Regions from separate parts of the Homo sapiens genome. Here region 2 is linked to region 1. Evidence: chromatin contacts called from ENCODE Hi-C or POLR2A ChIA-PET data. All regions are on one chromosome and are shown on one strand. Each heading gives the region's core, a stretch centred on a gene start or an enhancer-like site at or near the end of the contact. The rest is flanking DNA. Distances are from core to core; before and after follow the strand shown. Region 1 holds the start of CCL3 (C-C motif chemokine ligand 3). Region 2 holds the start of CCL16 (C-C motif chemokine ligand 16).

Region 1 (2,506 bases), core at 2-2,501:
TATTTATCAATAATTTCTTTCAGATTAAACAACTGACAACAACCTATTTTTCAACCAGTGATGTTGGAAATGTTTTTTTAAAAATTAGTTTATAAATTTGTGGGCTGACCAAGAAGGTAATAAAGTCTAACTAAGTAAAATGAGAAAAATTCAGAAAAAGAAAAAAATAAGAAAATAAATCACCCAGGGACCTATCACACAAATATAAGAACTATTCATTCTTTAAGGCATGTATTTCCAAGCCTTTGTATTTTTTTCCATGCTTAGGGTTGGCAAGGAATATATATATATTTGTACAAATATATATGTGTATATGTACAAATACATGTATATATAGTACAAATATATATATATATTTGTACAATTCTTCAGACTTTGTAGAATTTGTATAATGTCGTATCTTGCTTTTTTTAACCACTGATGTTATAAGCATATTTATGCCACTTCATTCATTTTAGAGACTTAATAATAAATGATCTAGTGGATAATTTATCATTCCCTGATGGAGAAAAATTTAGCTTTGTTTATTTTAGAGTTATAAACGATGCTGGGTCAGGTATCTTTATGTTTGAAGATGGCTCCATATTTGGGTTGTTTCCACAGAACTCTTTCCTAGAAATGCTTTTTCTAGGTTAATGGCTACAGATATTTCTAGGCACCTGACATATTGACACCCACCTCTAAAGTATTTTTATGATCCACAACTAGCGTTTAACACAGCGCCCTAGTCACTACATGACTAATAAATAGACAAATGACTGAAACATGACCTCATGCTTTCTATTCCTCCAGCTTTCATTCAGTTCTTTGCCTCTGGGAGGAGGAAGGGTTGTGCAGCCCTCCACAGCATCAGCCCATCAACCCTATCCCTGTGGTTATAGCAGCTGAGGAAGCAGAATTGCAGCTCTGTGGGAAGGAATGGGGCTGGAGAGTTCATGCACAGACCAGTTCTTATGAGAAGGGACTGACTAAGAATAGCCTTGGGTTGACATATACCCCTCTTCACACTCACAGGAGAAACCATTTCCCTATGAAACTATAACAAGTCATGAGTTGAGAGCTGAGAGTTAGAGAATAGCTCAAAGATGCTATTCTTGGATATCCTGAGCCCCTGTGGTCACCAGGGACCCTGAGTTGTGCAACTTAGCATGACAGCATCACTACGCTTAAAAATTTCCCTCCTCACCCCCAGATTCCATTTCCCCATCCGCCAGGGCTGCCTATAAAGAGGAGAGCTGGTTTCAGACTTCAGAAGGACACGGGCAGCAGACAGTGGTCAGTCCTTTCTTGGCTCTGCTGACACTCGAGCCCACATTCCGTCACCTGCTCAGAATCATGCAGGTCTCCACTGCTGCCCTTGCTGTCCTCCTCTGCACCATGGCTCTCTGCAACCAGTTCTCTGCATCACGTGAGTCTGAGTTTCGTTGTGGGTATCACCACTCTCTGGCCATGGTTAGACCACATCAATCTTTTCTTGTGGCCTAAAAGCCCCCAAGAGAAAAGAGAACTTCTTAAAGGGCTGCCAAACATCTTGGTCTTTCTCTTTAAGACTTTTATTTTTATCTCTAGAAGGGGTCTTAGCCCCCTAGTCTCCAGGTATGAGAATCTAGGCAGGGGCAGGGGAGTTACAGTCCCTTTTACAGATAGAAAAACAGGGTTCGAAACGAATCAGTTAGCAAGAGGCAGAATCCAGGGCTGCTTACTTCCCAGTGGGGTATGTTGTTCACTCTCCAGCTCACTCTAGGTCTCCCAGGAGCTCTGTCCCTTGGATGTCTTATGAGAGATGTCCAAGGCTTCTCTTGGGTTGGGGTATGACTTCTTGAACCAGACAAAATTCCCTGAAGAGAACTGAGATAAGAGAACAGTCCGTTCAGGTATCTGGATCACACAGAGAAACAGAGAACCCACTATGAAGAGTCAAGGAGAAAGAAGGATACAGACAGAAACAAAGAGACATTTCTCAGCAAAAATGCCCAAATGCCTTCCAGTCACTTGGTCTGAGCAAGCCTGCCTTCCTCAACTGCTCGGGGATCAGAAGCTGCCTGGCCTTTTCTTCTGAGCTGTGACTCGGGCTCATTCTCTTCCTTTCTCCACAGTTGCTGCTGACACGCCGACCGCCTGCTGCTTCAGCTACACCTCCCGGCAGATTCCACAGAATTTCATAGCTGACTACTTTGAGACGAGCAGCCAGTGCTCCAAGCCCGGTGTCATGTAAGTGCCAGTCTTCCTGCTCACCTCTATGGAGGTAGGGAGGGTCAGGGTTGGGGCAGAGACAGGCCAGAAGGCTATCCTGGAAAGGCCCAGCCTTCAGGAGCCTATCGGGGATACAGGACGCAGGGCTCCGAGGTGTGACCTGACTTGGAGCTGGAGTGAGGCATGTGTTACAGAGTCAGGAAGGGCTGCCCCAGCCCAGAGGAAAGGGACAGGAAGAAGGAGGCAGCGGGACACTCTGAGGGCCACCCCTACTGAGTCACTGAGAGAAGCTCTCTAGACAGAGATAGGCAGG
Region 2 (2,506 bases), core at 3-2,502, 110 kb after region 1:
CACAGATAAGGAAGGGCTTGTGGGCCACATTAAGGGCCATATGGGGGCCTGCATGCCAAAGTCACAACCAGGCTTCTCAGGCCTTGTCACCTCCATAAACAGAGGTCAAGAGGATGCCCCACATACGTACCCTCCCTGCCCTCACAAAAAGCCACAGCTTCACCACCAGGTGAAGCCTTGAACCCACCAGGAGTAACTGCATTATACGGTTTACCTATCTATGAGCAGTCATGCCAAGCAGAAAGCCCCATAAGGATCTGCACAGTCCCTGTTTCTGCCCCTGCCTCCCACTGCCCTCAACACCTGAAACACATCACCTATGCCTCTAAAGCTTGCTGTCCATCAACAGCAAAATCCCTTATATCTTTGATCTCTTCTCTAAATGCAGCTTTCAACATGGAAAAGGGTCCTGAGGCACCTGAAGAGAGAGGAAGCTGTGGGACAGGTCCAGCCAGAGCCCAGGCCAGAGGGGCAGAAGCTGGAGTCCTGGAGCACAGACGCAGGTTGTCAGGTGCACAGAGTTGGAGGGTCCCCTGCTGGTCATGGTTGGCCATGGGGGCACCCAGGAGGGATCAGCGAGCTGGCTACACCTAAAAATCAGTCCAAAGTCCGAGGTCCAAAGAGATAAATAAAAACATTGACAAATAAGTCAAACGGTCCAGCAACAAATGGGGACCCAAGGATCAGGCACATTGTTTTTTTTTTTTTTTGGAGTATTAGCATACACTGTGACAGGAAAGAGTGTGAGCTCAATCATGTGGCCTTGGACTGGGAGAGGGCATTTCCTTCTCAGAGGCAACTAAGCCCTACCTTTGCCTCAGTCTGGGCTCTGTAATCCTGCTTTGTGCTCATCTCCCCAAGACTGATCACCTGGGGGAAGCTGGGGTGGTTCAACCCTGCCTGCCCTTCCCCAACATACAGATGGTGGCAGGTAACATGGTGAAATCAAACAGATCTGGTTTTTCATCCGCCTATCCACCCAGGTGACCTTGGACAATTTATTTAGCCTCTAGGCCTCAGTAGTCCCAGGGAAGTAATAATCGCTATTCACTATTTTAAGGATTATATAAGATAGGGCATGTAAGGTAGCTGACACACATTCGCCCATTTCTTCACGTGAATTCAGATTCTACTGAATTCAGCTCTGCACCAAGTCCCATCCTCTGCTGCCCTCTGTTTCAGCAAACACTGAGGCCTGTTGTTTCTCCTCCTCTACCGGCTCTGATGCGGTCAAGGTCCAGAGAGCTGAGTAGTTGGCAAGCGGACCACCAGCAACAGACAACATCTTCATTCGGCTCTCCCTGAAGCTGTACTGCCTCGCTGAGAGGATGAAGGTCTCCGAGGCTGCCCTGTCTCTCCTTGTCCTCATCCTTATCATTACTTCGGCTTCTCGCAGCCAGCCAAGTGAGTCCACTTGTCTCTGTAGGGCAGGAACGAGAAAGGGGGATGGAGCAGCTGGCAGGGAGGTAGTGCCAAGGGCGCTGTCGGGTCTCTGGCCTCATAAGACCCTGTGGGCTCTCCCCACCTTCATGCATAGCTTCTGACCTCCAATTCTCCCCTTTGTAAGTAGAGCTGGGGTTGGTCCGGATCTTTCTGGGGTAAGTAGTTCCAGGAAACTGGGTCACCATTTCCTCAGGAGTCCCAAGCGTGGTGAGCAGGAATGATCATTCAGGAGGAGAGGCCAAGAAAGCAGCAGAAAATGCAACAAGAAGTGCATGCAATGAAAGGGAGGGGGAGGCACGCGGATGAGAAAGAAAAGTGGCAGGTGCCCTGGAAGAATGAGTGGCGAGAGGAAGGAAGGTTCAAACAATCATGTGGGTCTAAGTCCAGGAATTGGGAGTCTGAACCGAGAGAGCCCTTCCTCAACATGGCTGGCACAGGTTGCTGGGACTATCAGACAACCAAAATGAGTCCCAGTGGAATGGCTGCTTGGGAATCTATGGTCCCCTTCTCCATCCCCCAGCCTATGACTAAATAAAATCTGCAGAAAAGAGGAAAGGGGTTGAAAGGTTTTGGAGCTGTGGGGAAAGGGAGAATTGGGGCCTATGGAGGAGGGGGTTTGTTTTGCCCCTCCGTATCTCCTCCCTCTATCATTGTTTACGAGGACCTGGTGACGGGGGTGGGGAGGACAAAGACGTGTACCTGCCCTAGGCTGCCCCAGCCATTCTTTTCGCTTTTGTTTTTTTGTTTGTTTGCTTGTTGTGTTTTGTTTTGTTTTGTTTTGTTTGTGATGGAGTTTCGCTCTTGTTGCCCAGGTTGGAGCGCAGTGTCGCGATCTCGGCTCACCACAACCTCCGCCTCCCGAGTTCAAGTGATTCTCCTGCCTCAGCCTCCTGAGTAGCTGGGATCACAGGCACACACCACCACGCCCAGCTAATTTTTGTATTTTTAGTAGAGACGGGGTTTCACCATGTTGGTCAGGCTGGTCTCAAACTCCTGACCTCGTGATCTGCCCACCTCGGCCTCCCAAAGTGCTAGGATTACAGGTATGAGCCACCATGCCTGG

The links. A loop is a pair of places that touch in the nucleus more often than their neighbours do. ChIA-PET counts read pairs that join two places held with the same protein, here RNA polymerase II (POLR2A). Pooled maps may share reads with other maps.
Region 2: a map with no recorded cell type shows a loop between it and region 1 (2.4-fold over the local background). The contact joins the promoter of CCL16 here to the promoter of CCL3 in region 1. A Hi-C loop is called at or near these places in 5 of 37 single-sample maps with no recorded cell type and 5 of 50 pooled maps. POLR2A ChIA-PET finds 5 or more read pairs at or near these places in 4 of 52 experiments (GM12878, H1, activated CD4-positive, alpha-beta T cell and 1 more).

Annotation. Positions count from the first base shown.
Region 1 is chr17:36,088,888-36,091,393 of GRCh38, reverse strand. It overlaps CCL3 (C-C motif chemokine ligand 3), which reads left to right and starts at 1,251. Exons shown (of 3, transcript NM_002983.3): 1 at 1,251-1,408; 2 at 2,097-2,211. The coding sequence starts at 1,336. It overlaps CCL3-AS1 (CCL3 antisense RNA 1), which reads right to left. Exons shown (of 3, transcript NR_186417.1): 3 at 1,532-1,848.
Region 2 is chr17:35,980,243-35,982,748 of GRCh38, reverse strand. It overlaps CCL16 (C-C motif chemokine ligand 16), which reads left to right and starts at 1,252. Exons shown (of 3, transcript NM_004590.4): 1 at 1,252-1,404. The coding sequence starts at 1,329. RefSeq lists a silencer at 442-737 and an enhancer at 442-737.